Regions from separate parts of the Homo sapiens genome. Here region 2 is linked to region 1. Evidence: read pairs that join two places in POLR2A ChIA-PET (ENCODE). Cell type or tissue: HepG2. All regions are shown on one strand. Each heading gives the region's core, and the rest is flanking DNA. Links, peaks and the distances in the headings are about the cores only. Region 1 holds the start of LOC101929234 (a long non-coding RNA gene). Region 2 overlaps LRMDA (leucine rich melanocyte differentiation associated).

Region 1 (16,147 bases), core at 2,731-10,730:
TGGATGGGCCCGGGGACGAGACACCAAATACTTCGTATCGCCTTTAAATGGGAACACATTTTCCGCGGCCATAATTCATGTTTTTTAAATAGAAAGTTTGAAATGTTGCCTATATTTCACCAGCCCTGACATATTTATGAATCGCTCCCTGCATGCAAATATCATTACTTAAAGCGCCGGGGAGAGCGCGGGGGAGGGGAGGAGGCGCGGTTCCCGGGGCGTGGGGGTGGTGAACCGGGGAAATATCGGTGGAGGGGGGCCATCTCCCTAAAGGGCAGAGGGTGAGGTGCGGTGAATAGCCGTATCCGGAAACCGAGCGTGCCCCGGGCTTCTTTCCCGCCGCCAGACCCCGCACAGCCGCCCTGGGACGTTTTTCGAGGCTTGGGACCTAAGACGGGTCCCCGGACCCTGCTGGGAAACCAGGGGGCGTTTTTCGTCCCTCTCTGAGGCCATTATCCAAGCTGAAACCACCTTTTATAAGAAAAAAGTTTAAAGAAAAAAAATTTAACAAACACAAATAATAATAATAACCCAACATGTTTCGCGTTCTTTGCCACTGCATCGATTTTATTGATTTTCATTCTGCAAACCTGGGAATGTGCGCGCTCGGGAGGGGAGGCTGTCAAAACCCAGTCATCGCGGGGACTGGATGGGGGACAATTCTCCGACGCCGCGGCCTGGACCCGCCCCCACCCAACCGGCGCACCACCTCCCAGGCACCACGGAGCCTGCGCAAGCTGCGGGGCCGTAAAGGAACCGGCCCCCAATCTCCGGGGCTTCAGTCCCGCCCCTCTCTCCCCCCAGTGCCCTGCAGCGCTCCCAGGGTCCGTGTCTGCCCTCCCCAAGCCCCCACTGTCAATACAATCCCTGTTAAAAAAAAAAAATCTTTTTAGAGCCAGGCACGTGCCGTCGGCCTCTCCCCTGCCCGCCTGGCCCAGGAGGCGCCCACACCTGCGCCCTCACTTGCCGAGACTTTTACCTGTGCAGTCCCCGGCGGCGCCTGCAGCCGCGCAGGTAACCGAGAAATGGAAGGGAGGGCTGGGGAGTGAGAAGGACAGAGAGCACCGCCCGACACAACCAGACGCGCGGACCCGGGGCCTCCTCTCTGGACCGGTGCTGGGGCCCTGGTAGAACCAGCTCCGGGAGCCGAAATTGAGCCATGAAGAGTGGGCCGAGGGAGGGGCGAGGGGAACGGGCCTCAGGAGGGAGGGGCGGGCCCGGCGGCACTTCCGTTGGGGGTGGGGCTGCGGGCTGCCGCGCCGGTCCCGCCCCTCCGCCGCGCGGGCCCGCCCGCTCCAGGCCAGGCTCCGCCCCCACCGACTCGGAGCTGGATCTCAGGCCACGGCGCCCCCCCAGTCGCGCCCCCAACCCCGGAGGCCTCGGGCTGAACCGGGTTTCGCAGGAGGGCACAGGGCGGCTCCCTTTTCCTCACCTGGGGGTACTCTCTTTTTAAGTCATAGGAACAGAAGCATCTGCAGACTAGGATCCCAGGCCCAAACTTGCACGTGAGATTTGTTGAAACTTAGGTCATTTGGTACTCCTGACACCTGCCTGGCCCAGGGGTCCTCACGCTCTCTCTGCGGATGTGATCAGCCGTCCTCTTGGACAGTGGGGAATATAGTCCGTGCTCATAGGGTCCCACCTATCTTTCAGGAAGAACAAAAGCAAAAACTAACACTTTTTGATTGTTCATTTTGTGCCAGGTGCCATTTAAAAATTTTGTATGAATTATGTCCTCGCCCACAGCGACTCTCTGAGGTAGGTACCATGAATGCCCCATTTCATAGATAAAGAAATTGAGGCACAGAGAGAAGAAATCTGCCTTGCCTCACCCGCATCCCATCCTCATCCCTTCTTTCCTTCAGATCTGGGGCATGCCAACTCCTTACTCTGGGGGAGTATTGGAGGGAGAATTCTACTTTTCTGATGGGGGAGTACCAGCCTGTTAACCACAACCATTTGCAGCTGAAGCCAGTGCAGAGCAGGAGGGAGATCTGCACAGAGGAGAACAGTATAAATGGCATGGGGTCATCTCAGCCCCTGGCCAGCTCCCAGCCTAATGGGAAAACCGGACCATTGAGCATTCCTTGCTGTTTCCCTGTAGTCCCAGCCCAAGCCAGCATGCTCTTTTTTTAAAAAGCAAATCCAACCATGTTTCTCTTCTGCTTAAAGGCATCCGGGTTCCCATTGTTCTTGAGAACAAGTTGAGCTTGCCTCCCCTGGCTGGCGGGTCTACACTGGCTCTGCCCCAGCTTGCCTTTCTGCCTTTGTCTGCCTCCACACCCCCTCACCTGGAACTCCTGCTACCCAAGGCTTCCTTTTAGTTCCTCAAATGTGCCATGCTACTCCCCACCTCAAGGGCTTTGCTCCTGCTTTTCTCTGTCTCTCTGGAATGACCTGTCCTTCTCTTCACCTGGCTTGCGCATACTCTTCCTTCAGGTCTCAGCTCACACATCACTTTCCTGCATCCTCCCGCCTCCCATTACCCTCACTTATAATAGAATTTCCTGTTGAGAGTCTGTCCGCTTCACTGGATGGTAAACTCCCAGGGGGTAGGGACTAGGGCCGTTCCTTCAAGGAACAAATGAAGAAGGAACATTTGTATAAACCACCAACTATGATGAACGAATGAAACTGCCCTTTTTGGGGCCACCAGTAAGTATTCTCCATGGTCTCACATTCCAAGATGTTCTCAACTTAATGAGGGCGATGATACAAATCTCATGAAAACATATGTTATTTTGAATGCCTTTATTGTAAATGTCAAATAAGGGGATGCTGGAGGAGGTTGGAGAAGAGGAATATGCATGGATTACAGCCATTTATTCAGGGTTTCAAGATGCAAGATGTGTTGGTTGACACAATTTAATGGAAAACCATGCCACCCACGACCATCTCCCAGTGTTGGGCATGTATGTCTCAAGGCTCTAGCCTGCACCCCCTTTCCTCTTCCTTTCTTCACATATTATTGCTATCACAGTTCAGTTCTTACTAGTTTCTGACTTAACTGCTGCTACAAGAACCTTCTAATTGTTCTGCCCATCCTCCACCTCTCCTGCCTCTAATCCATCATACATACTCCTGCTGGGTTAATTTTCCTGACCACATCATTCCCTTACTCAAAACTCTTCAGTGGCTCCCTATGATACAGTGTAACACTTGACTCTTCATAGCCCACTTCCAAACTACTTTTGTAAAGCTTTAAGATGCATTCCAAAATTATGAAAGAAACACATGTTCACCTCAACCAGGAAAACACTCAAAGATATACAAAGAAAAACATCAGTGATCTTCCTCACCTCCTCTGCATTTCCCACCCAGTCTCCCAAGACATCCATTGTTAAGGACCTGGGGTATAACTTCTACCTCTTTCACCATGCTCCATGCTCATAATAAACTATATTCATATATGTGGAGCTATTGTGTTATTGCCTATTTATACAAAAAGGATTATATTAGGGGTCTCTGCAACTCGCTCATTCATTCTTAATAATAAATGGGTCTATAGATATGGAATGAATATATTCATTTTTTAGCTACATAGTAATTTTAATTTATTTTTATTTTTTTTTAATGTATGTATATATGTATGTATTTTAGACAGGGTCTCACTTTGTTGCCCAGGCTGGAGTGCAGTGGCACAAACATGGCTCACTGCAGCCTTGACCTTCCAGACTCAAGCGATCCTCCCGCCTCAGCCCCTCAAGTAGATGGGACTACAGGTACACACCACCACGCCTGGCTAATTTTTGTATTTTTCGTAGAGATGGGGTTTTTCCATGTTGCCCCAGCTGGTTTTGAACTCCTGAGCTCAAGGGATCCACCTGCCTTAGCCTCCCAAACTGTTGGGATTACAGGTCACCATGCTGGCCAGCTACATAATGTTTCATAAGATGTATATACTGCACCTATTCAACCATTCCCCTATTAGTGGGCACATAGATTGTTACCAGGTTTTTTTTGCTAATAAAATTTCTTATGTCTATATCCTTGCAATTAGTGATTTTACTTCTCTAGGATAGTTTACCAAAAGTGCAGCTACTTACACGTCAGCCAAATTGAATTTCTTTGTTCTCCCCACATGCCCTGTGTTTTCCTTCTGTCTCCTCTCCTTGGAAAGCCCTTGTCTTCCACGCTTGTGTGTCTAACTTCCAATCCTGCAATGGTCAAATCTGATACCAGAATTTAGATATATTATCTGATATCCACCTCCCTCCACCTTCCTCATTTGAAAACTGTAGTAGTGTACCAGGCCCAGGCAGTGGTTTGCGATTGGCATAGGCCAATCATGACAATCTTGTTTTCATCTTTCCCTTGCATCCCTGTAGCTGGGTGGCCATGCAACCTATTTTGGCAAATGAGGAACAAGTGGAAGTACAGGGGTGGCAAAGCAGTAAGCGAGTGTTGAGAAGCACTCTATTTTCATGATCAAAGGGGATGATGCCTATGGTTAGACCCTTCCCTTTCCCCTCCTTCCTTGCATGAGCTTGGACATAATATCTACAGCTGTAGTAGCCATCTTGTGACTATGAGGGAAAGTCCTAGAAAACAGAAGAAAGAAACTTAATCCTGATGTCATTGGGACACTGAGCCATCACCAACAATCCTCCTTCTCCAAAACTTTTATTTTGTTAGAAAAATCCCTATTCGTTTAAGCCAGTGAAATTGGGGATTTTTATAATTACAGACAGACATATTCTTCACCTTCTTTAACAAGAAATACCACCCTCCGTCTCAAAAAACAAAAACAACAACAACAACAACAAAAAAACGAAATGCCATCACAGTGGTCCAAAACAGTTTTTAGAAACTTATATTAGAGACTTGCCTTCAAGTATAGTTTTTGAAATAGCCTCAGAAGCAGGCAAACATTTTTATGGCATGGCTTTGGTATTTTAGAATGGCCAAAAGACACCTGGAGGCAAGTGTGGTAATACCTTTAACCTTCAGTGCTACAAGTAAAGTATTGCATGGTGGACATTTAATTTCTTCCTACTCATTTGGTTGCCTAACATCTGAATCCTCTTCCTTGTTGGAAAGCAGGGCCTGCGTCTGATTACTGAAGTGGGAGAGGCCACATCCTCCCTCTCTCTGCCCTCTAACCAATGGATGCTCCCTACCTGGGTCTCAGACTCAAGGGGTGAGCAGAGGATTGTGGTAGTTTGGAAACTCTTCTCAGTAGCAGCAGTGAGCCCAGTGCAATAGCATTGACTAGGAAGGGCAGAGAGGACAGTCACTGCCATGTGCACTGTGATCATGGCAGCCACTCAGGCAGTGGCCTAACTCGGCTGGTATGGTAGCATGGCCAGCCGCATTTCCATTTCCCAGCTGCTGACAGTTCCTGTCCATTTCCCAAGTCTAGGTCTCCAGTCTTCCCACTGATTCTGTGAACTTCCTGATATCCTTCTGATACATTCCTTTTCTGCTTAAGTTAATCAAAGCTAGTTCTGGTCACTCACAACCAACAACGTCAACTGATTTGCCATAGCCTGGCTGTTCAGGTGGCTTCTAAACAGGTCCAATGGTGATTACTTCTTAGTTGTGTCTGTGGGTTCCTATGATGGGTACTTGTGTGGGACTCCAGCACCAAACAGCCTGGCTGAATACCAACCTAGCCAGGTAACGACTTCAGCTGAAAAACTGATCAATGCAGTAAAGAGAAGCAGTCAGGTCAGCATTGAGTGAGAGAATCACACTTGGTTTTACTGAGTGCCTACTGTGTCCTGGACACAATTCTAGGTAGCTTACAACATTATCTTACCTCTTACCAAAGCCCGGTGAGAAAATGATTTTTATCTCCATCTGGTTTGAGAATGTACAGAATTTTTTCCCTTCTAGCCCTTCCCTCCCACAAGCCTGGATGACACCCAATATGTCTGATGAAGGTGTCTAAGGCATCAAAGGACACTGTCAAGATCGACCGCCTTAGGAAACAATCAACTCTGCTTCTTCTTAGCAGAGCTTAAGAGCTTAAGAAACTGGTACCTTGGGGTGCTCAAAAATGTTTGTGGAATGCAATCAATGGCACAGAAACATCTCCAGGGGACATTTCCTTGGGAAAGTCATGGCCTGAAGCATTTGAGGTCTTGTGTGAGTATTGGGGGAGTACCAGGGAAGAGGTAGGTTTTCCCTACTCACTGCACTGCACTTTCCCAAACCTTGACCTTGGCCAATATGCTTCATGTCTCTGGGCTTAGTGTTTATTCTTCTTTTCTCTTCTTTTTCTGTCTCTATCCCTACTTTTTCCCTTCATTTCCCCTCACCTTTTCTGTTAATCAAGGCATTAATAAGGACACAAATGATGTCATCTTACTTTTATTGCCTACATAGTCTACCATATGCATCAACTACATTCAGTAAATATAGGTTAGGCCAGGTGTGGTGGCTCATAGCTGTTATCTCAGCACTTTGGGAGGCTGAGGTGGGAGAATTGCTTGAGGTCAGGAGTTTGAGACCAGCTTGAGCAACATAGTGCGACCCTATCTCTACAAAAAATGAAAAAAATTAGCTGGGAGCGGTGATGCACACCTGTAGTCCCAGCTACTCAGGAGGCTGAGGTGGGAGGACAGCTTGAGCCCAGGAGATGGAGGCTGCAGTGACCTGTGACAGCACCACTGTACTCCAGCCTGGGAGAGCAAGACCCTGTCTCAAAAAAAATTAATATATAGGTTATATAAATAGATTTTTAAAGATTTGACTTTCTTAGTCCCCACCTTTGTAACTGAACATGCTGCCCCGCAGTGACTCCTACCAGCTCTTTGACCACATTCTCATATTCACAACGTTTTACTTGAACAGCCAAAGGCTTTATCATGTTCTCAGTCTCCCTGCCCTGCTGCTTCAGAAGAAAAGGGCGACCAGCCCCTTCAGCGGGGGTGGAGGTGTGCAGTGAGAAGTGGCAACAGTGGCCCAGGGAGCTGGCTGGTGTTGGGAGGGTGGGTCTGCCAGGCTGTGGCGGGGTGGGGGGGGGCAGGCACCACTGGACCTGCCACCAATGTGGCAGGATTGGGGGGATCTGGTGGGGATCAGCTCTGACCACTAGCATCATCTTTGACCTCTTTCCCCCTTAATCATAATTAGCACCCAGACTGTGTTGACTGATTCTCCCTTTGAAATGGGAGATCCACAAGCATTTATGGAAGGAGCAAATGAGTTACTTCCTGCAGAACCCAGGTGTGAAAGGAGTTAGTAAACATGCCAGAATGAGGCCGGCAGTCACGGGAACCAAATGTAGATTAACCCAAAATGTCACAAAGATAAAAAGTAGGGGAATAAGGGCTTTTTAGGAAGGATGGCATTCCATCTTCCCCGAAATGCTTCTGCCTCAAACTCAGTTCTCCTCAACACCCATCTGAAATCCTCCTACGGTAGCCTCCCCTAGTCCTACCTTCCCAAACACTGCTTTGATTGGATCCCACATTGCTCCAAACCCTCATGGACAATTCATTTTCTGCCAAAAAGCATTTCATGTGCCTTAGCTTCTCTCCTTCAATCCGTTTTTTTTTTTTTTTTTTTTTTGAGATGGAGTGTCACCTACTCTGTCACCCAGGCTGGAGTGTAGTGGCATGATAGCTCATTGCAACCTCTGCCTCCCAGGTTCAAGTGATTCTCCTGCCTCAGCCTCCTGAGTAGCTGGGATTACAGGCGCCCACCACCACGCCTGGCTAATTTTTATTTTTTTGGTAGAGACAGGGTTTCACCATGTTGCCCAGGCTGGTCTTGAACTGCTGGCCTCAAATGATCCACCCACCTCGGCCTCCCAAAATGTTGGGATTACAGGCGTGAGCCACCATGCCTGGCCGCTCTCCTTCAGTCTTACTGTCAAGACTTGCTTTCCACTGTCCCTGAGGACCAGCCATCCAGCCAGCCTGGAATCTTCCCCCTGCACCAACACACCCTTCTTTGTCCCATCTGTACTCATTAGGCTCCCTCCTGTACCATCCAGCTCAGGACACAGCACCGCCCTGCCCCTCCGTCCATCTGATTAGAACATGGTGCTTCAGCATGTGGTGGTCTCTGGGGCATGACTGCTTGGGTCTAAGGAACAGCAGTACCACACTTGCTAGATGTGTGACCTGGGGCAAGCTTCTTCACCTCTCTGAAGTTTCAGTTTCCTCTTCTGCCAAATGGATGTAATAATGATCTCTACTTCATATGGTCGATGGGTAAATTAAATGAGACAATGCATGTGCCTGGCACAGAGAGTGCTCAAAGTGGTCATTATTATTATTATTATCCCGTGTTCTTTCTTACCTCTGAATCCTGGCGTGCTTGCTGTCTGTGCCACTCATCTGGCACTTAATTATCTACTAATTGATGATATATTTTATTAGCTATTTAAATTCTTATTGTTTAGCTTTTTGTGTATATGTGTGTGTTTAACTTTCCAATTAGATCTTAAGCTCCTCCAGGGCTGAACCAGATGCCTTCTTTATACTCTCAACACAGACTAGCAGAGAGCTAAGTAACAAGCAGGCACTAATTAATGAACACTTACTAAAATGGGTAATAAAACATTCAATGCCTGTATAGTTTTTTCACAACCAGGATCTCCCTTAATCCTCGCAACAATCCTATAAGGCCTATATTGTTATCCCCATTTTACAGATGACGAAACTGAGGTTCACAGAGAGAGAGTCAGTTGCTCAAGTTCCAAAAGTAAGGGCTCTCTGTGGCCTCACAAGAGCTTCCTTCAGCTTTCAGAAATCCTGGCAATGCCTCCCTCTCATGCTCTAATGACCAAAACACACCTTCTCTGCTAACCCAGTTAAGCATCCCTGACACCTCTAACATTCTTTCCATGTGCTCATGGGAAGAGATGTTGAAGATATATCGTTAAATGGAAAAAGCTGGTTATGAAAGAGCAGGGGTGCACACAAACCCACAGCAAATACATATCACCTAGAAAGCTGGCTGCAAGGGAGTCTATGGGACCGCTGGTCGTCTTAGGGGGTGGGGTCGTGGGTGATTTTAACTTTTTCTTGCTCACCTGTAGTTTCTACTACAAACATTCATACTTTTAACATTGAGAAAAAAACAATACAAGTTTTGTTTGCTTACTTGTTTAACAGAGACAATGATGCAAGCCTCCTAGTTGCCTTTTACTAACAAATGCTCCTAGTGGAGGCAAGCTCTTCCCTCTCCCTTCCTCCCTCCTCACTCTGAGCCAGGTGGGCAGAGACCCATCGCTGGCACTTATTAGTCACAGGTTTGAAATGCAGGGGTGGGTTGGGGAGGTAGAAGTGATTGGTGTGGGGTGGGAATTTGGGGATTCTTTTATCCCTTGCATCTCAAAGGCTGACAGGCTCTTGAGGGGTGGAAATGACTGGTAATTAGTGAACCTTCTCCAGAGTATACACGAAAGACACACTTCACAGTCTCCGTGACCTCTGCAGCCCGGTGAGGCTTTGTTATGTAGATGCTCTTAATTGGGTGAGTCACTTACTGCAAACAGCTTCAGGAGAGAGCGCTGTGGGCTGTTTCAGGGAGGCTTCCTACTAGGGCTTCTAACTCAGGAATTAGAGGGGTTGACAGCAATGGCCTCCAGGTAACTCCACTCCCACCCCCATAGAAATGAGAAGTGGTCCCCATGGTTAGAAGTCAACACAGCAAGCTTTTAGGGCATCTTGAGTATGAAGAGTGTTAACTGATGGCCTTCATCCTCCTCCTCCTCCCACTCTCCATCTCCCTCTTCTTTCCAGTTTATTGATTATCCATTCTGGGCGAGGCTGGGAATATTTTGAGATATAAACTGGGTTCCCTTCATTCAAGGAACTGACCACCTAGTTGGGAAGTCAGGAACAGATATGCGTGGACATAACACCACCAAAAAGCAGGCATCCATGTCAGGCCCAAGGAGATGCATTAAAATGACATTTCAGATCCTGGAGCAGTCACTGAAGGCTGGACCATCAGGGAAAGCCTGTCCACAGGGACAGCAGGACTTGGAAGGTGTTCTGGGGAGAGGGATTCCCGGGATTCAGAAACTTTACAAACAAAAGCATCTTCAGGTCACTGTCACACCCAGAGCTGTGGCCCCCAGCACCCTAAGCGTGGTGCAGACGTCAGAGACACAGAGTGCACTGTGGGAATGACTCATGGGTGCTCAGGCAGGCTGTTGGTCCTACAGAGTCCCATCTGCTGCTTTCCCCAGAGGAGGGCACAATGCATGAAGGCTTTCAAATGCATCATGTCCCAAACGGAACTTATCATGTGGTATTTTGGTGAATGACAGCATCTAAGCTCCTTCATCCTTTGCTCCCAAACAGGCATTACATTAAGGCAGTTGGGCGGCAATCTCTTTGCAACCATCCCCTCCTGTCCCCTTGCATCCCTATTGCTGCATTCTCTCTTCAGGCCCTCGCCACCCTTTCTAGGGGTAGGATACACTTGCAGGGTCTCTGCGGACATTTTCCTACTCTCCCCCTTCTCAGCCATCCTTTCCCAAACTGTCAGATTGATTGCTCTAAAATGCCGACGTGCTTAATTTTACTCCCATTGTCCTCAACGTGAGGCCTAGTCAGCTCTTTCCCATCTGGCCCTTGCCTGCCTCTTTTGCTGTCCAGATCGTCAAGGTCACCAATGACCCACAAATTGTTAAATCCAATGTTAATGCTCAGTCCTCCATTTACTTGGCCTTAACCAGCACTGGACGCAGTTGATCATGCCATCTTCCTTTCAGTCCTTCACATTGTATTTATTTATAACATTTTCAAACATATGAAAAAATAGGACAATGAATGCCCAGTACCCTTCACTTCAACTCACCACCTGGCAACACTTCGCCACATTGGTTCTCCCTCTCCTCCCCACCCTGCCACACACAATTTTTGGGAACCATTTGAAAGCTGTGGGCATCTTGATGGCTACTCTTAATTTCTTCATGTCCTAAGGAAAAGGATATTCTATTATGAAACCACAAGACAGCACAACGCAGAAAAGTAATGTTAATTCAATATCGTCAGTAATATTATCAAATAGTTCACATATAAATGTTCCCAGTTATCCCTATCATGTCTTTTTAGCTGTCCCTCTTCCAGTTCCAGTGTTCAATAAAGGAGCATGCATTTGACTTGGCTGTCATGTCTCCTTGGTCCATTTTTATCTAGAACAGTTCTCCCAGCCTTTTTGGTTTTTCATTATATTATTTTGGACAGTCTAGTGTTATTGTCTTATAAAACATTCCACTTTCTGGATTTGTCTGTTTCCTCACCCATGGATCCTGGTTAAACTTTTAATGGCAAGAACAGCATGCAGGTGGTATGTACTTCCCATTGAATCACATCAGAGGCCCATGATGTGAGGTCGTATCACCCTTGGAGATGCTGTCTGAGCTGTTGGTTAGGGTTGTGCCCCTTAGATCTCTCCACTGTAGAGGTACATTTTTCCCTTTGTAAATTCCCCTTTGTCTGTGGGGTGACACTTTGTGTCTATTTTTAATTTAATTTTATTTTATTTATTTTGAGATGGAGTCTTACTCTGTCGCCCAGACTGGAGTGCAGCGCCATGATCTCAGCTCACTGCAACCTCCACCTCCCAGGTTCAAGTGATTCTCTTGCCCCAGCCTCCCAAGTAGCTGGGATTACAGGTGTGCACCACTAGGCCCGGCTAACTTTTGTAATTTTAGTAGAGATGGGGTTTCACCATGTTGGCCAGGCTGGTCTCAAACTCCTGACCTCAAGTGATCAGCCCTCTTCGGCCTCCCAAAGTGCTGGGATTACAGGCGTGAGCCACCGCACCCGGCCTGTGAGGTGATACTTTGGAGGCCATGCAAATATCCTATTCATTCCATGCTTTCAACATCCCCTGGTGATCCTTGGCAACATTGGTTATCACCTTGGGAACCCTGTCTTTTCTGATCACTTTCTTTTCTTGGCTCCCAGGCCCTAACTTGCCTTTGATTCTTCCTTTCCTCTCCAGTTGCTACTTCTCAGTCTCTTTGTGATTCTTCCATTTTCTTTGACCTCTAACTGTTGGAGGGTTCTAGGGCTCAATCTTCAGATCTTTTTCATCCTGTCTTTTGGCTTTATATGCCACCTGAAAGCTGAAGACTCCCAAATTTCTAACTCTAGTCCAGATCTGTCTCTTAAATTCCACACTCATGTATCCAGTTTCCTTCTTGTCATCTCCACTTACAAGCCTCAAAGTCAAGGCCAGGCACGTGGCTCAAGCCTGTAATCCCAGCACTTTGGGAGGCTGAGGCTGGAGGATCACTTGAGCTCAGGATTTTGAGGTTACAGTAAGCTCTGATTGTACCACTGCACTCCAGCCTGGGCAACAGCGAGACCCTGTCTCTAAAACCCAGCCAACTAAAAATAAGCATCAAAATCAACTTAGGCCAGGCTTGGGGGCTCACGCCTGTAATCCCAGCACTTTGGGAGGCCAAGGCAGGCAGATTGCCTGAGCTCGGGAGTTTGAAACCAGCCTAGGCAACATGGTGAAACCCCATCTCTACTAAAAATACAAAAAATTAGCTGGGTGTGGTGGCGGGCACCTGTAATCCCAGCTACTCAGGAGGCTGAGGCAGAAGAATCGCTTGAACCTGGGAGGCAGAGGTTGCAGTGAGCCGAGATCGTGCCACTGCACTCCAGCCTGGGCAACAGAGCGAGACTCTGTCTCAAAAAAAAAAAAAAAAAAAACTCAAACTTATCAGGTCTAAAAATGACCCCTGATGCCCTTCACCCTCTAATTTTCTCATCCATTGCAATTCATTTATTCAAAAGATATTTGTTGGGCTGGGTGTGGTGGCTCAGCCTGTAATCATCAACATGTAGGGAGGCCGAGGCAGGTGGATCGCTTGAGCTCAAGAGTTCGAGACTGGCCTGGGCAACATGGTGAAAGCCTGTCTCTACAAAAAATACAAAATTTAGCTGAGCATGGTGGTGTGTGTCTGTGGTCCCAGGTACTCGGGAGGCTGAGGTGGGTGGATTGCTTGAACCTGGGGGCCAGAGGTTGCAGTGAGCCGAGATCTCACCACTGCACTCCAGGCTGGGGGACAGAGCCAGACCCTGTCTCTGTCAAACAAAACAAAATGCAACAAAAAATAAAATCAAACTATTTGTTGAATGCCTACAATCTGCCTGACATGACTCTACATTTTGGGAACAGAGTAGTAAAAAAAAAAAAGAAATTCCACCCTGTGGAGCTTACTTTCAGTAGGGGAATCAAAAATAAATAAGTAAATAGAGAGCAATGAGTGCTGTGGAGAACCATACAGCAGGGAAGGGGGACGGGAGCACCAGGGTGGACAGGGTGATTAGGGAAGGCCCCATTGAGAAAATGAGATGAAGCCGAGACCGGCAGAAAGTGAGGGATGGAGCGTGACAACTCTATCCTTCTGGCTGCTCAGGCAAACACCTTGGAGCTACGCTTGACTATTGGTTTCTTACACTTTCCATGTCCAATCCATCAGAAAATTCTGTTGATGCCATCTTCAAAATACATCCAGGCACTGTTCACAGTCCACAGGATTCCTGTGACAGCCTGCTGTCTTGCCTCCTGGCCTCTGTCCCTTCTCCATGATCCATTCCCAGCACAGCAGCCAGAGCAGTCTTTTTTTATTTTTTTTATTTTTTTGAGACAGAGTCTTGCTCTATCGCCCAGGCTGGAGTGCAGAGGCCCGATCTCGGCTCACTGCAACCTCCACCTCCCAGGTTCAAGCAATTCTCCTGCCTCAGCCTCCCAAGTAGCTGGGATTTCAGGCATGCACCACCACACCTGGCTAATTTTTGTACTTTTAGTAGAGACAAGGTTTCATCATGTTAGTGAGGCTGGTCTCGAACTCCTGACCTTGTGATCCGCCTGCCTCGGCCTCTGGAAGTGCTGGGATTACAGGTGTGAGCCACCACGCCCGGCCCAGAGCAATCTTTTTTTTTTTTTTTTTTTTTTTTTTGAGACAGAGTCTCACTCTGTTGCCAGGCTGAAGTGCAGTGGCCCAATTTAGGCTCATTGCAACCTCCGCCTCCTGGGTTCAAGCGATTCTCCTGCCTCAGCCTCCTGAGTAGCTGGGACTACAGATGTGCCCCACCACGCCCAGCTAATTTTTGTAGTTTTGATAGAGACGGGGTTTCACCATGTTGGCCAGGATGGTCTTGATCTCTTGACCTCGTGATCCGCCCGCCTTGGCCTCCCAAAGTGCTGGGATTACAGGCATGAGCCACCACACCCAGCCAGCCAGAGCAGTCTTTACAAAATGTGAGTCAGATTAGGCCCATCCTCTGCTCAGGACCCCCGATTTAGCCAGGAGTGCTCATGCCTGTAATTCCAGCACTTCGGGAGGCCGAGGCGGGCAGATCCCGCAAGCTCAGGAGTTTGAGATCAGCCTGGGCAACATGGCAAAACCTCATCTCTCCAAAAAATTAAAAAAACATTACCCAGGTGTAGTGATGCGCACCTGTAGTCCCAGGTCCTCTGGTTGCTGAGGTGGAAGAATTGCTTGAACCTGGGAGGTTGAGGCTGCAGTGAGCTGGGATCATTCCACTGCACTCCAGCCTGGGTGCCAGAGCAAGACCCTGTCTCAAAAACAAAAACAAAACAAACAAAAAACCCTCTCCATCTCAGGTGGAGTACAAACTCAAGTCCTAACCTCAGCCTATTTGGCCCTACATGATCTGTCCCCTTCACACCTGCCCTGTGACTTCACTTACCATTACTCTCCCCCATCACTAACTCCAGCCCGACGTGCACTTGCTGCCTCAGGGCCTTTGCACTCGCTGTTCCTATTGCTAGGCACATTTTCCCCCTAGAAGTTCACTTGGCTCTCCCCTACTTCCTGCAGATCTCAGCTTCATCTCAGTTTCTCAGTGGGGCCTTCCCTCGTCACCCTGTGTACCCGGCACTCCTGTCCCCCTTCCCTGCTGCGTTGTTCTCCACAGGACTCATCACACTCTGTATTTTCCTTCTCCCCTTCCCCTTTCCTTTCCTTTCTTTTTTTCTTGTGTTGCTCTGTTACCCAGGCTGGAGTGCTGGGATCACAGCTCACTGCATCCTCATCCTCCTGGGTTCAACTGATCCTCCTACGTCAGCCTCCTGTGTAGCTTGGACTACAGGCGCGCACCACCATGCCCAGCTAATTTTTTGGTAGCTTTGTAGAGACAGGCAAAACCACATTTACCAGGCTGGTCTTGAACTCCCGGGCTCAAACGATCCACCCACCTTGGCCTCCCAAAGTGCTGGGATTACAGGCGTGTGCCACCACACCTGACCTCCTTGTTTATTTTCTGTTCTTCTACTGAAAATGAGCTCCACAAGGGTAGAAACTTTCTTTTTCTTTTTTTTATAGCTATGTCTCCAGAGTTTAGATTCCTGTCAGGCAGACAGTAGGCACTCAACTAGTATTTTTTGAACAAATGAACTGAATGAATAAATTTCTAGCACCTCAGTATAAGCTATAAATCCTCTCAGGTTTAAGGAAGTACTGGTACCTATAATGTCTGCATTCTCTACTGGCCACTAGTAGCTATTTCAGTGAGACGGGAGACCAAGACATGCCTAGGAATGGGGTTCAGGGTTCAGACCATAGCTGTGAGATGGCACACATGGATCCAAGGTTGGCATGTGTCTCACGTGGCTATGTGCTTACATGTATGTTTGTGGGCTTTTTTTTTTTTTTTTGAGACAAAATCTTGCTCTGTCACTTAGGCTGGAGTGCAGTGGTATGATCTCAGCTCACTGCAGTCTCCGCCTCCCTGGTTCAAACGATTCTCCTGCCTCAGACTCCCAAGTAGCTGGGATTATAGGCACCTGCCACCACACCTGCCTAATTTTTGTAATTTTAGTGGAGATGGTGTTTCACCATGTTGGCCATGGTGATCTAACTCCTGACCTTAAGTGATCCACCTGCCTTGGCCTCCCAAAGTGTTGGGATTACAGGTGTGAGCCAATGTGCCCAGCCTGTTTGTGTGCTTTTGTGTGTCCACAAGATTCTGTGCCAGTGCAGACATGCATAAGGGCCAGCACTCCTTCTGCGTTTTTCCCTCTTCAAGAAAACCACAGATGCTTTATAGAGCTGTGGAACCTCTGTGTGTCCATGAATGACTCTGCTTCCAGCTGCTGCATCCCAAAGCCTTAGTCCACCTGTGATTTGGAGCTGAGGAGCAAATCAAAGCCAGGTGCAGCTGTACTGGAAGACTCTTCTTTCTGGTTGGAG
Region 2 (16,147 bases), core at 4,988-12,987, 190 kb after region 1:
GGAATTGGTGGGGCTTGAATAGTAGAGATAAAGAGGTTTTCTTTTTCTTTCTTTCTTTCTTTTTTTTTTTTTTTGTAAACTGCTCTTTCCTGTTTAAGGGCTCATGTACTTAGTTTCTTTTTCTCCCTCTCCCCCTCTCCCTTTCCCCTTGCTTTCTCTCTTTGAGTCCCGTGTTCCTTATTTGGCTAGAGAGTTTTTGTTTGTTTGTTTGTTTTTCCAGGGGTCCACTTAATTACAAAACCATGCCTAAAAATCATCTCCAAATTCTCAACTCCAGTCCTTCTTTTGTAATAAAGATGCAGTGATGACATCATGTGGTCTGCTGTTGATTTGAATGAAATGAGTATCTGATGAACGAATACCTTGATGTAACGTGATCATTTTTAGTAAGAAAAGTGGTCTGGGAGGTGGGGCTATGGACACATGCAGGGCTTTTGTTTTGGAGAAATCTTGAGGGTAGTTAAAACAATGGCCAGTGGCCTCAGACCCCTGCCCACTCCACCCAGTCCCCCACCAGTCTAAACATCTTGCTTTGTTAGCTGGACTGGCCCCAGGTGAGCCAGGAGGGGACTGGGAGGCACAGCCCCTGCAATCTGGGATATTGTTTAAATACCGTAAAAAGCCTCCCTCATTTACTCCTTGTGAGCACGGGAGAGAAAAAAGGTGTGGTAATCCTGGCGTAGCAGGTGGTGTGACTTTCATATCAGTCTAAAATGAAACTGTGGGGATGTTTTATCCCCCTCTCTCCCATTCACTTTTTTTAATCTTTAAATAAGACGATTGGTAGCCTGTTGGCAAGAAAATGGGCCCTGAATTTTTATTCAAAGTTATACAAGGATGATAGTTGGAATTTTTGGCAGGAGGCACGCCATTGCTTTTCAGAAAGTGCTGTCAAGGGAAGCTTTTTCTGAATTACCTGCTGGGCCTGGGCGCTTTTATGTTGTTGTTGTGACAGGTAGATTTATAAGGCTTGAAATTTGTACAAATCAGTTGTCATTCAGTGGGAGCTGTCAATGTGTCAAGCTGTCAGCCTGCTGCGAGGGGACGCCTGAGGGGGAGTACAAGGGGGCAGCCATGGAGAGAGGAAATGAGTTCAAACAGACCTGAAATGGAGCTCAGTTCTCGGGGTTTGCTGCCCCCGTAGAGCCGGCATTGATTTTTCTTGATGTTGAGCAACAGCAAACCTTAAATGACACGTTGTTAGCAATCTAAAGTTGCTGTTTATTGTCTTTTAAATGGCAGCAAATCATGCAGAAGAGAATACAGTGTGTATTTTCGAATTGTGCATGTTTAGCAGCATCCTGTTCATGTCACTTTTCTGGCCTGGCTGGTTTCAACCAAGGGACCTGCTGCTTCACTGATGAGTCCAACTTTCGGTAGCATTTTGCAGACGCAGCGTGAAAGGAAGCTGTGTGCTCGTCTCTCCCTGGGCTATGGCTCGCTAATAAACACAATATTAAAGAAGCAGTGGGTTGATGCTGTTTAGCCTAAAAAAGAGAGTCGTCGTGTCCCTAGCCTGGCCTTACCTCTCTTTTAAGACAGAAGGCCTCAGCTGAGAGGGCTTTCCTGGACAGTGCTGGACGATGTAGTATGTTTTCTGAGAGAGCTGTCCATGACATCTCCTTCTACTTCAATTATTTAAAGAAAAAAAAAAAGCATCAGGAAAATGCTCTGTTACTACCCAAAACAATCTGGTGAATTTCTCCATTTGTTTAAAAGCATCTTCATTCTATAGTAAATATTTGGTGTGGTTCAGATCGTCTTTGCTTGCCTCGCGTACGACTCCTGCGAGGCTTCATATGTAACTCCTTTCGTTCTCCTCCTTCCGCGGTCTTTCTTACGCATACCTAGTATATAGAGAAATTTGAACCTTTTGCTAAGAAGTTATGGAGGGGGCAAAAAAGCATATTTCTGAAAAATAAAATCAAATAGACATGAAGGGCCTTACTTTTTCAATGTATGTGGCATTTAGCAAAGCACCTGGGCTTCTGTCTAGATGTTTAAGCCTTTGCACCTTTGGACAGAGTGTCCAGGCTTTAATCAGTTGTATGATTTCCGCTGATTTTGTGCATTCCTTGTCCATCAGGTGGCAAAGAGGAGAGGAGGTGGGGGCAGGGGCAAGGGAAGAGGCCAAGAAGGGGAGAGGTGGCTGGGGATGGAAATGGGAAGGTGACACTTGAGGAGCAGTCAGCACCAAGAGGTAAAAAAATTAATCTAAGATTTCCATCTAGCCATTACCGGCTGGCGTTCACGGCCTCTGAGCCTCTGAGCTAAAAAGTCTGCAGAGAGTCTCCTGGCGCTACAGAGTTTGTCTTGTAAAAGTGCAGCTGTCCAAAACATGACAGCTACAGCATTAGCAGGGCCATTAAGAGGTGTAGAACATTTCCAGGGAAATGATTTGAAAAATGACAATGCTGGCTCCTGTGTGATATTAATTATACCCTGTACTCATGGCAAATAAGCTAAAATCGCTGGCAAGAAAGACTAAGTGAGGTGTCCTGGTTCTGACCGTCATTCGGATCAAACAGCCGCCAAGCTGGTGAGGGCTTTATGGTCCACAGGTAATTGTAGGGTGAGAGGTACATGCTGGAAACCATCAGTCAGGGCTGTGTCTGGAGGATGGTCTTATGGTGAGTATGGATTGCAGGCAGCTGGGGCAAAGCAGGATGTCCATGGAGACGGCGGGTAGTAGAAGGTAAAAGGTTGGCAGGGCTGTCCTCCATCCATAGCATGTAGATCCAAGCTGCGCTGCCCAGCAGACCTTTCTGTGATGATGGAAATGTTCTACATCTGCAGTGTCCAATATGGTAGCCACTAGCCACATATAGATATCGAGCACTTCAAATGTGGGTACTGTGACTGAGGAACCGAATTTTAAATTTTATTTGCTTTTAATTAACATTGAAATAGCCACATGTGGCTACCATAATGGGGAGAGCAGGACCCTAGAGAGTGGTTTCTCCATAAGATTCTGAGGCTGGAGTAGGATGTAGAAATGAGTGGTGACAAGAGTCAGGACTTGCACTGCAAGCCCTTCCTGGTGTAAAATAATCCATAGCTTTCTCTAGTTACTTCTTACTTTGTTATACCCTGACCTTACCCAGGGCAGTAAGCAAGAATAAGTATAACCCATTTTACAGATGGGAAAACCAAGGCCTAGGAAGATCAAATTACTTTACTTAAGGTCACAGAGTAAGTCAGGCACTAGGTCTGCCAGTGTCTTTTCTTAAGATGCTGTCTCCTTTTCCAAGGGCTCTGATGGATGACACCTTTTTCCCCCCAAGTAAGTCTGTGCTACCCATCTGCTTGGCCTCAGGCTCCTGCATCTTCTTTCCACAGCATTCTTTGTCTTAACATCCAACACCTTGCGTGTGAAGGGCATGCCCAAATCTGAAACAGCTTAGAGGATGCTCCCCATTTCGCTTGCCTTGGCTGTACTTTCTGGAAGGTGGTCAGTCCATTGGCCCTGTCCCCTAGGGAGCCCTCCCTTAAACCTGGCAGCCCTGCACTTCTGAATTGTGCTTTTGACCTGTGGATCAGATACATCATCCTCCTCTTGCCACTGATCCTGTAGCTAAATTACCCTATATAAACAAGCCTTTGTTATTCCTGACTGTGAGAGATGTGGTGCTGGCTCTTGTTGAAGAGGAAAATAGACCTGGGAAGAAAGAGGTCATGAGCAGGTCAAAGTGCCAGAAGAAAAGGCTTCTGGGGCTAAAGTTCCCAGATTTGGGGTTTGTGGGGCAGGGGTAGTGTGGGGTATACTGCATGAAGACCATCCACAGGGACGTGTATGCCATGCCATGCATGTGACCACCTATTTGTATTAAGTGGAATCCACCCATGAGATTTATCAAATAAAAAATCTAAAAGAAAGCCTGGGCTAAGTTCTGCCTGGACCTTTTGAAGAAATGTTGAAATGTTGCTGGGCTATGATCTACTAATCCTTCAAGTGTGCTGAACATGAGAAATAGCATTCACTGTTAAACCACCAAGTGCAGAGAAAATGTCTTGAAATTATAGTGTTTGGTAAATTAGAGATTGCTTGTATTTCTCCTCTTCCAGAGCTGAGCCAAGGCTGCTTTCCCTCTTTCCTTGTTTACCTTGAAAACGCACTTTGCTGCCTGGGGTGTTTCTGTTAACCTCCCTGAACCCTTGCGATTTCATTCATGTGATTTGTTATTGAATGACCTTTTGAGGATTTTACAAAACATGACCTTTTCTTGTCAAACATTCAAGGGTTTGTAAAGTGAAGCTGTCACGGGGACTCTGCGTGTTTGCTAATTATAACTAATATGTTTCCCCACATCCTTGGAAATGCAAATCACTTATTTGTCCCATGGATGGCTGCTCTTTCTTGCCTGTTGGTCTGAGATGCCTCCGAGCTGCTCAAAGGGACTTCTTTGGCCTGGGAATTCTGACTCTTCTTCTTAAAGTGAGGAAACAGGGACACTGATTTTGTTGTAAGTTAATTTGACCCCTTGGGAACAACCATGGAAGATGCAAGGAGAGAATGAAAGGGTTCAGAACAATCCAATTCTTGAGATACCAATGGGAATAATGGATACTCTCACAGTGTTCTGTGTGGTTCTAGTACCTGCCTTCCCCAGGGAAAAGAGTTTTTGTTTTGTTTTGTTTTGTTTTTTCTGGGTGGAAACAAAGGTGCAAATAAGGGAATTTTTATATACAAAAATAGAATTATAGGCAGAATCAAGGAAAGAAACATTAGGGACTTGCTTTCCATTGGTAATTTGGTATTAAATTTTGGTAATAAAAAATTTAATAATAACAATAGCTTATCTAACATCTATTGAGTACTTATCATGTGCTATACATTGTGTTCAATGCTTTACGTGTATTATCCCAATTATCTCAACTACCCTATGAGCTAGGTGGTATTATTATCATTACCAGTAACTTGCACAGGATCAGTTGGCAAAGGTAGTATTTGACATAGGGTTTTTCTGACTTGACCTTGCTATATCATCTTCTCTGTACATGTATGAATTTTGACTTATGTAGTGAAAGTGATGTATACTACTTCAAAAGCTTATTTTCTTAATGAGAAAAATACTCTGTGCGATATCTTTTCTCCTCCAGAATACTATCTTCTGTGATTGATAATCACTCGATTGAGTTATTGTCAGCTTCCCTAAATCCTGCTTTTGGGAATTCAGTGCTGGGTCAAATCATGTGCCTCATGTTTGCTGCTAATGGAAGAAGAGTTGAGTAGGGCTCCTGAGACATTTATAAAAATGCAGCCAGTGAGTTTCTTATTAGGAGGAAAAAATAACCCCCCCCAAATATTCCAAATGATGCACCGTTACTGTCACTAATGATTTGGAGTTAAGGGAGGAGGGATTTTGATCTAGAATGACTAAGAAATGGCTCCCTGTCTCTAAGTTACTTGTTAAAAGGGAAGGGATGGGATAGCATATGGACTGAATAAACTTCAAATTTTCTGAGCTTGGAGAAATTCCATTTCAATTGTGTGTAAATTGCTTGAAGATATTGTTTTATTTTGGTTCCTCTCCACTCAAGGTAGGGCTGTGTCTTAGAGAGGTCGGCCAGCCATAAAGGAGCTCAATGTTGGATTCTCTCCCCAAGGTCTAATACGGAGTCTCCTTTATAACATTCAAATGCTTGGCCCTGCTCCACTGTTGATCCCCCTAGTCATTTGGAAAACTCTATTTATCTAGGTAGGGGGATTACTGGGCTTTTCCAGCTTCCAAGCATAACTCCTAGGAGATGTTGTCTTTCAGATGACTTTCATGTGTTTTCCTTCCTCATTCATTTGATAGACATAGATGCACAAAGTAATTTGTGTCTTTGAAACAATGGAAATTTTTGAAGTGTTGGCTCATATTGTTTGGAAAGGGTCATTACAACTTTATATATTAAAAAAAGTTCAGATTCAGGATAGAAAAATATATTTCACTTCTTTTATGAGTCTGTTCTCAAAAGCCAAGCAATTTGTTGTGAAAGAACGTAAGAAATACTGAGAATGAGAAAAGTTATTCATTCTATAAAGCCCTGTCCCTCCTCATACTTCTTTTTCCCACTACAGGCTTTGATTGCTTCATAAATGACCCTCAATGTGAGAGAACCTGTCCGCCCTGCTATTTCAAATGTATTGAAGATGTTTATGATGGATAGTTAGGTTTCAACTATACAGTAACCCAGCTTTCTACTAAAGAGGGCCCTTATATCTTAATGCTTAATAGCAATGGCTTATATATTTCAGGATCTTACCATTCTGGATATAGTCAGCCTCATCTTAAAGTTTTTTTTTTTTTTTAAGTCAGTATTTTATAAAGTGGATTTCGGGTGAAGAAGGAAGATCATGAAAATCTCATCTTTGGAGCTTCTCTTTTAAACTGAGTCAAGTTTAGGGTCTGTTTCATTATTAAGAAGGTACTTTTTAAAATAGTTCTGTCAACTACAGTTATTGGCAGTACCCAGGGCCACGAGACACTTTGCCAGTAATTACTATCCAGGACTTGCAGCTTTCTAGTAGAAGTCTGAGTGTTTTTTAAAATCTTGAAAAATATTATTTAACTAATTCTAATATCATATAAAGCACTTTTAGGAGAATGGAAGTGTAAAATGGAACACTGTAAAATTCATAAGAAGCATAAGAAAGAGAGGGAATAATTGTATTAGGTTAGTGATTCCCAATATTTTAAGGAGAAAGATGTGAGAATCTGATGAAAACTGGCCATTAGTCTCAGAAAAATACACATTAACATAACATTTTCCATTTAATTTGAGATTCATGGATTCCCCTCAACACCATTCTTGGGGCTCTAGATAAAGCACCTTAGATTAAGAATTCTTCCCATGGCAATGAAGAATCATGCCTGGTCAAGGAGGCAATTCAGACATTGATAGGTTGTTCAAGCTTTTAAAGAATTGAGGCATAATTTTGTTTTTTTGATCATAAAATTATTGTTCCCTATGCATAAATACTGTGTCACCAGTACTGCGTTGATGAGGACAGCCAAGGATCTTGATACCTATCAGCTGAGCTCTTAGAAATCTAGCCATGAACTGTTAGCTTTCTAAGCAGTGTGGGATGATAGGAGAAAAACAATGAATTTAGTTCTGGGAGACTTGGGTTCTAGCCTTTCCCCATACATTGTAATGATGAGCAAGTCATTTGACCTCTCCAGTCCCCAATTTTATATCAGTTGGATTGTGACCCCCCAATGTGCCTTTAATCTTAAAATTCAATCAGTTAACCATTCTTTTTTTTTGTTTGCAATTTGGATTTTATAAGATCAAGCCCATTTCCAAGAAGAAGGAGGTCAAGACAAATTTTGTTTCTTAGAAAAGGTTCATATTTAATTTGGGGATTTCAGAGAGTCAAGAAGAAATAATACAGATTATCTGTTACAGTAGAAATGCTGAGTTTCCTTGGGGTGAAATATAGTGAAAGATATGAAATTCTAGGAGTATTAGTGTGGGGCCAGAATGCTTTTCAGACCCACTGGGACACAAAAATTCAATTTATTTGTCATTGCTCATGTTTATCATTATTACCTCTGCCGTCTTCCAGTTATTCCTTACTACTGCCTTCTTAGATAGAGCTAAGAGTTCCCGGCAACTGTTCTGAAGTTTATCCTTGAATGAGTCCTGGGGAACTGAAATGAGCTATGTTGCTTACACAAGTTTATGGTATTGAGTATGTAAAAACTGATTATATGAATTGGAGTTATCTTGTCAAACCCAACTAAATTAGAGTTGAGAGACTGGAGGAGAAAAAGGACTCAGGACACAAATGCCTGCCCAGGGGTGATACTGTAAGCCAACTGCCAAAATACTATGATTTTAAGAACAGTTTAACCTAGTAGCTGCTGAAATGAACTGCTGTGACTCTCAGACTGGTGTTACCTGCTGCCCCACCACTTACCAATCAGAGCTTGCCCACTTCAAAAAACTTCACTAGTGCCAATGAGTTTTCTTTCAAAAGAATACATAACATTTCTTTTTTAATAGAGCCCCAACCTTCCTTCTCTTTGTTCTTGTGACATACTGAAGACCACCGCAGTCTGTGTATGCCCCAAATTGCAATTCAGTTTTCCCAAACAAAATGTTTTGTTTAGAGATTTGTCTCTATATTTTTTATTTGACTTTGACAAGTAGAAAAGGAGAAATTCATTGGGACAACTTGCTTAGTTTCAACCTGGGTTCCTGGATTCTAAAAGAGTAACAAAGATAAACTGGGAATGCCACACAGTTCATATGACTAAATACTGTGCAGTGGAAAAGTCTCAAGACTGGGAATATAGAGACTTGAATTCTAAATCAATTTCTCCAAGTTTGATTATGAGTGGCTTCTTTATGAGAGTCCTTTCTTCCTGAATGTCTCCCTGACGCTGGTTGGATTTTTGATAGCTCAGATGATAGGAGCTGTTTGAATATAGAAGACAGTCTGTTCCACACTGTAGTTTACACCAGTCTTCAGTCAAGAGTCAGCCTGTTCTCCATCTGGATATGTTCCAAAATTTCCCGTGTTTGCCCCAAGCAGAGAATCGCACCTAGAAAGTTTGTACATTGTGGGATACTTAACTAAAACATTTTCTTCCCCAGCAGTCGAAGGACAAGAAAAAGAGAAGTTAAACATATTGAAAGGCCACTGATGGAACACTTTGATCTGATTGGAGAGTGACAGCAGGACCCTTGTCCTAACGCATCCTTTCTGGGCACATTCTAACCCCTCCTGCCGCTGCTCTAATGTTAAGAGTGATTGGAATGAAAATAATTATCAGTATTTCAAACATGAAGAAACTGAGTTGCAGAAATTAACTTATCTAAGGTCATGGTGAAGCTGGGACAGAAATCTACATTTCTTTGGCTTGAATGGCCAAGTTCTTTGTGTGAGCAGTTGAAGGAGAAAGAGTGATGGCAGCGGCTGGGAACTGAGTACTCTCTTGCCGTCTCACCTCCTCCCAAATAAGCCTTTCTTTCTTTCTTTTTGAGACGGGGTCTTGCTCTGTCACTCAGGCTGGAGTGCAGTGGCGCAATCATGGCTCACTGCAACCTCTGCCTCCTGGACTCAGATGCTCTTCCTACCTTGGGCTCCCAAGTAGCTGTAACTACAGGTGTGCACCACCATGCTCAGCTAATTTTTGTATTTTTTGCAGAGATGGGGTTTCATCATATTGCCCAGGCTGGTCTTGAACTCCTGGGCTCAAGTGATCCACCCGCCTCAGCCTCCCAAAGTGCTAGGATTACAGGCATGAGCCACTGCGCCTGGCCAACCCTGTTTTCTAATGGTAAGATAAGTAAAGTTCACTGCTGGTAACTCCTTCTCTTAAACCCAACCAAACTGAGGCCAGTCTTAACATGTGCTCTTGCATGGGTATGTCTGTGTTAAGTGTGCGAGAAGGTAGAATATTAACTCTCTTACCATGTAGCTGAATTTCTTCTCTGTTGATTCAGAAATGGAAAGAAAATGTCAGAACTCCTGTAATGCCTTTAAAACAAAGGTGCAGTGAAGGTATTGAAACCAGAAATGAAAATAAGTGGGCTATTTTTAGAACCGAGGTTCTATTTTCTCACTGACTCCCAGTTTCTAGTTAAGGGCAGAGTCCATTCCGGGCTACATGGGCTCTATTGGTGCCCTTCCAGAAGCCTGCATTTCCACTGCACCTTTCTATTTCAAATGTTAAAGGACTGGGGACATTTATAGGAGGTGATGGTCTCTTGGCACAGAAGACTATGTCTCCCAGAGCTGCCGCAGTGTTTTTTCATCCCTTTCTTCTCACTTCTTTTCTGTTTACCTTTGGCTTGAGTAAGTCGATTGGCATGTCTCTTTATATTGGGAAAATTCACTGTTTGCCACAAGCAAGAGAGAAGGCAGAAAGCATGGATACAAACAGATCTGAGGGTATTTTTATGTCTGTATCTCTATTTCTGGGGGCAAGGGACAGTGTTGCCATCCATTAAACATTTATTGTATTAGCAACCTCTGGCCATCCCTGCTAATGGAGGGAAAGGATGTTATGATAATCCAAAATAGCACAAAGTTCCCAGTTTTAACAATTTGATTTGGCAGTGCATTACAATAAAATCCCATGAATTCAACCTAATTAGGAAGGAGGCCAGTTTGGATTAGTGAAGCCCAAATGATATTTTATGGAAAATTGATTTTGTAGCTTCCAAATTTATGCAGCCACTTGAATTAGATATCAAAGTCTACAATAGAAATTCCCGGAACAGTTTTAATGACTAGTTAAAAATACTTGGCATTTTATTACAAAATGTTAGAGAAATGGTTACTTCCAAAGTGATCAAGACATTTCAGAACAGTCCTCTTGAGTTTTAACTATCTTCTGAAAGTCTTTCCTATCTTGTATTTATGAACAAGGCCTTTCTTGACATACGATAGGAAAGTAAATGCTTGTTAAAATTTCTTCAAATTTCTAGTCTGTTAGATTCGAATGAATAAAATTGACCTACATGATATTTTCCCCTCAGCAGATTTGTTGTCTTAATTCTGTTATGTTAAAGCTACTACAGATGGGAAGCCATTTCATGTAATACTGTATTTCTTTGGATGTTCTTATATTGAACTATATTTTTCTATTGATACAGGTGATAATTTTGTAGTGCTCTAATTTATAGTGGGCCCTTCCACTTTTAGTTTTTAACACATGATTTTCTCAGGTCCTAACCTTCTTTTCCTCCACATTTAATTATCTGTAAACAAATGCTAAAGCATTACAGATGAGCATCTTTTTCTTTTTAAGGGAGAATCACTGCCTTGTTTTGGTTTTGTAACAACAGCACTGTCTTCATTCCTCATGTGCAAGCAAGTGAGGTGACTTAGTGATTTCCAAATGACTGGCTGCACTGGAACCACCCAAGGAACTTTAAAAAATTGTGATTCCTAGGCCCCACTCCTGGAGATTTTGATTCAGTGGTTTTTTTTTTTTTTTTTTTTTTTTTGGAGCCCAAGATTTTCTATTTTTAACCAGCTCTCTGGTTGCTTCTGTTAGGTATCCAAACATGAAGTGGTTGCCTGGAGTGGTTAAAAATCCATTGTCCATATCCTAGCTATTGTGAATAATGCTGCCATGAGCATGGGAGTGCAGATATCTCTTTGAGATACTGATTTTATTTCCATCAGATATATACCCAGATAACCAAGAGAGGGAAACAACCTAAGTGTCCATTGATGGATGACTGGATCAAAAATTGTAGTGTGTGTATATATATATATATATATACACACACATACACAAAGCAATATTATTCCACCTTAAAAAAAGAAGGGTGTCCTGCCATTTGCAACATGGATGAACCTGGAGAACATGGTGACATAAACCAGACTTAGAAGACTACTGCATGATCTCACTTATATGTGGAATCTAAAATAGTCAACCACATAGAAGCAGAGACTAGAATGGTTGTTACCAGGGGATGGGGGGCCAGGGAAATGGGAAGGTTGTTGGTCAAAGGGTACAAAGTTTCAGTTATGTAGGATGTAATAAGTTCTGGAGACCTAAATGTACAGCATGTGACTATAGTTAATAATATACCACTGTATACTAGGAATTTGCTAAGAGAGTAGATCTTAAGTGTTCCCACCACACACAAAAAATGGTAACTATGTGAAGAGAAGACTACATTAATTAGTTTGACTATAATGTTCAGTTCACTAATGTACATGTATATTAAAGCATCATGTTGTATACCTTAAATATATATAAATTGTATATATTGACAATAACAAAACCCAAGAGCCATACAAGGCCACAAGTTTATTTTGCATCTGCTATACACAGATCCAGAGTTGGTTAGTTTGGGAAGCAGTGGTATATTGTGAGCCTGCAACTGTGAAGTGGGGGGCATAACCCTTTAAGTGAGGATAAGGCTGATGAGTCAGATCATGTTTGCACTTCACACCAGGGTCTAGCTCCTCTCTGTTCACTGTTTCTTCCAAAGAATCCCTTTTTGGTTACTGTCTCTGCCTGGGTCACCTGTCTTGATCAAGGGCCACATTCCAAGCCTTGGTCTCCAGAGAACTTCAACACGACCAACAGTTTGTCTGGTGCAGTGACCCTTCACTATACTCACTCTCGTCACCTGCACGTACTCTCAAAGAGTGTACATCTTCTCATCAGCTCTCCCTAGTTTGTTCACGGGCCACAATGGAGCTTGCACAGCACCTAACTGAACACTAGCTGCCCTTGAGGTCATTAGCATTCAGGGTTGTGCTAGCATGCAGCCAGCACTCTCTAGGTTGGGAGGTGGGGTTAGAATCAAGGAATCAAGCCCAAAGTATTAGAAACAGGAGGCTCCAAAGAAAAACTCCCTGAGGAGGCTTGGTATGAAGCTTTGAGGCCGCTGCTTGGAAATGGGCTTTGTAAAGACACCCACACCCACACTGTTAATTTGTAGGGCTGTTCATGAGTGAAGTGTCAAGTACTGGGGTTCTTGTCAATGGCAATTAATTGGAACTTAAAACTCTAGTTTTTGAAAGTGACGTTTAAGAAATAATCACCAATGAGCTTCATTTGAACAATATCTGTGGCCATACCATTGTCCATTGGCCTTCCTAGTGGTCAATCTCTGCTCTCCAGCACCTACTTCTAGAAGGAGTAAATGTGGCATCTTGGGCGAATTCAGCATCTTTCCCCTTTTAAGAAAATTGATTAAGTTGATGTAAGCATTTCATTTTCTTAAAAAGTTGCAAAATTAGAATAAAATACTTTGCCAGGTGGTAAGCATTGTGGACAGGTGTAGTGCATTGGAAGGAGCCCTAGCCTGGGCGAGCTGAGAAGCCCTGAGTGTGTGCTATGATGAGTCTTGCAATTACAGAGCATGATGTGAGCCTCAGGTGGAACCAGGCTGCGATATGCGTGCTCTGTGTGGTCCTGTTGTGGGAGCAGGCATCCACAGTCACCCTTTTTGCCCAGAAGGTCTTCAGTAGGCAGGGATGTAGTCTCCCTAGTGAGAAGAAGAGGCTGTTAGACTTTATTGGCCCAATAAGGGAAAGAATGCCCAGTCTCCAGGACTTGGCCCAAGTGTGGCACATCCCAAAGATCTCAGACCTACACTAGAAGCTTTTCTAGGTGGAGTGTATAGTATATTCTAGGACTGCAAAATCCTGCTAACTTGGACAAACTGGGTAAATTACAGCTTCCGAACTGGTGAACATACTTAATTTTTTAAAAAAGAAATACAGCTTTATCACTTAAAAAATTGTGATAGGATACATGTAACATAAAATTTGCCATTGTAACCATTTGAAAGTGCCATGATTCAGTGGCATTTAGTACATTCACAAGGTGGTGCAACTGTCACCACTATTTAGTTCCAGCTTTATCACTTTTAAGTATAGAAAATATTTTGAAATAACTGGCAAATTCTTTCTATTGAGAAGTAGTCCTCATTAATACTCATGTAGACACAGACACACACCACACCTCCCACATCCCTCACCACAAACACACACCCCACACACATCATACACCCCCACATACAACATACACACCATTCCTCCTCATACTTCCCTACACCCCACATGTACACACAGCACTCCCTGACACCACATAGACAAACACATACCACACCCCCACATACACACACACACCACACATACACTCATGTATGTAAATATACAAAGTACAGTATATTAATTTTATAGTCTCATCGTGGCCAGAAGGACCTTAGAGAGTCTCTGTCCAACTCCATGGATGAGGGAACTGTGATCATGGCCAGAGACTTTATGGGACTGGCCCATGTTCGGGTGGCAGAGGCAGGCCCAGGTTCCCCAGTCCTGACACAATGTATTTTCTTTAATGTCTTTATAATAGGCAATACATGTTCCCTAAAATGTATTGTTGAACTGAAACCTTTAAGAATCATTTATTCTCTTTGTATGAATGTTTTTCCCTCAAGTCTTGTTTACATTGTGAGCTTTCATAGCAAACCCTTTCTTTGGCCCAACGTAGGCTAAATTTTACCGCAAATTCCAAATGATGGGAGTCGTAAATTTTTCTTTTTCCTGAGTTGGCCTTGTTCTGGTGGAAACTTAATGTGTGTGGAGTAATGAACTATTCTGCTGAGGGGAGGTGGACTTGGGTGACAGCATGCCTCTACTCTTACAGGGTTTGGGGTGGTATGAGGTTGGGGACAGGGAAGGCTGCTGCAGAGGCTGGAGCTGGTGGGGCACTCAGACAGGGGGAGCACAGGGTGAGAGGGGCAAGGACCCCTAGAGAGAAGCCCTGCCTCTTTGGTGTCCTTTGGAGGCAGAAGGTAGGCATTAGGAGTGATGATCTGGACAGGTCCTGTGTAGCTGGGCGTTTGTGGAGGCAAGTGCAGCCCTGATCTACTCTCAGTTGTTGGACAATGGCATGGGCTTGTAAAGTCGATCTGTGAGCAGGACCTTGATCGGAGTCCACAGTGGGTGTGTAGCTGCCAGTGCTTGACTCTGGTTTCATTTCCTTTTTATTGTAATAAAATTTACCATTCAAACTATTTTTAAGTGTACAGCTCTGTGGCATTACCCGCATTCACATTGCTGTGTAACCGTTACAACCATCCATCTCCAGAACTGTTTTCATCTTCTCAAGCCAAAACTCCATACCCATTAAATAGCCACTTGCTATTTCCCCACTCCCCTCCTCCCCTCAGCCCCAGGCAGCCTCCATTCCACTTCCTGTCTCTGTGAGTTTGACTACTCTAAGTTATCTCATATGAATGGATGCATACAGGACTTTTGTCCTTTTGTGACTGGCTTACTTCTGTTTTCTTAACATGACTTTATCAGCAGCTAGCCCATACAGTGCTTCTGGGAGAAGTAGAGAAATGTGCTCCCCTTCTCTGGGTGGATGTAACCCCTGGCCAGAAATTGAGCTTGGCAAGCACAGTATAGGTTGGATTTCAGTCTCCACCTGTCCTTTTGGCCAAATGCCGTCAGCTAGTGCACAACCTGAACAACTGTTCGACTTGGTCCTGTGTATCAGGCCTGCAAAAGGAGATTTCCTCTTGCCCTGGAGCCCCTGGCTGGGTGTCCTCCCTGTTGATACTTTTTTGGTCCCCTTCTCCTATTCCCCAGTTCCCTCTGCTGCCTTAAGGTTCAGTTTTGTTGATTTGCCCCAGACTGGGACCTCCAGAGAATAAAAGGCCAACAGAAAAGGTGAATGGGGTTTCTAGAACAATATAACTCATTCAAATGCCATTTAGTGTGGGCTAGGTACGAATGACTTATGTGGATTAGATTTCCTTTGGAAATACCCAGGGGGTTAAAAATTAAGAGGAGAAGTGTGTAGAAAAATAAGTGCGAGGTTTTACTTATGCAGTGCCTTTGAAGACTAGTTGAAATATTTAGCAAACTGAAAATGCAGCTGGTTGAATGTGCTCTGAACCGTGCTGGGCCCTTTAGCCTACCTCTTTTAATAAACTAGTGGCTGAATTGAAAGCAATCTAGGCAATAATGAATATTCTTATAAATCTCTCTGGTTGAGAAACTCTAAAAATATAGCCAGATCCCAAGCAGTACCTATTTCCTCTTAATTCTACTATAATACTTGAATGATCTTTTATAAGACATTAAACTTTAATTGATGCCATTTTACTAAGCAGATTTTAAAAGCAGCAATGTCAGTAATTGAACTGATCAAGATGACTTTTGTTTATTATGTATGATGTGGAAAGAGGCTTTTATAAAATGTTATTTTTGTTCTGATTTCCAAAGAGTTTGCTTATTTATTTACTTATTTTATTTATATATTTATATATTTGTATATATAAATATATAAAAATATATTTTTGAGTAGTGGATTTAGAGAGGCAATAGTGTGGATAAGAACTGATAAGCACAGATTTTCATGCCCTCTCACTGTGAAAGTATTAGAGAAAATATTGATGCAGAACAAGGAAAAAACTGTGTAAAATAAAGTGTAAAATGAAAAAAAAAACCTGGGTAAAATAATCTAGTGGAGACATTTTTCAAAGTATTAACTTTGGTGGGGAAAAAAAAATGGAAGGTTGAGATTTTGCTCATGTCAAAAGACTTGGCCCAGCCTTTCAACTTTGCTATTGCTTTCGTTGGTTTGCTGTGCTAAGAGCATTACTCAAACGTATGCTATTGTGGTTGAACTTCTTCTTTATCCTTCCTTCTTTTGACGTTCCT

What was found. ChIA-PET counts read pairs that join two places held together with the same protein. Peaks named below come from ENCODE experiments on the same cell type or tissue, not always from the same donor. Only the 100,000 strongest peaks of a DNase experiment are listed, where the experiment ranks them.
Region 2: POLR2A ChIA-PET joins it to region 1 with 5 read pairs; 5 of 35 experiments call an interaction of 5 or more read pairs at or near these places.

The regions. Positions count from the first base shown.
Region 1 is chr10:75,408,427-75,424,573 of GRCh38, forward strand. LOC101929234 (a long non-coding RNA gene) reads left to right here and starts at 731. Exons shown (of 3, transcript NR_110304.1): 1 at 731-1,014; 2 at 1,704-1,758; 3 at 1,866-2,898. ZNF503-AS2 (ZNF503 antisense RNA 2) reads left to right here. Exons shown (of 2, transcript NR_024421.1): 2 at 1-556. In HepG2, for the core only: no CTCF peak of the experiment used is centred there; no DNase peak of the experiment used is centred there.
Region 2 is chr10:75,596,897-75,613,043 of GRCh38, forward strand. All of the region lies in intron 2 of LRMDA (leucine rich melanocyte differentiation associated), which reads left to right. Among named protein-coding and RNA genes, the nearest start is that of MIR606, 53 kb to the left of the region's middle. RefSeq lists enhancers at 248-1,074, 3,337-3,916. In HepG2, for the core only: no CTCF peak of the experiment used is centred there; a DNase peak (open chromatin) is centred at 9,685.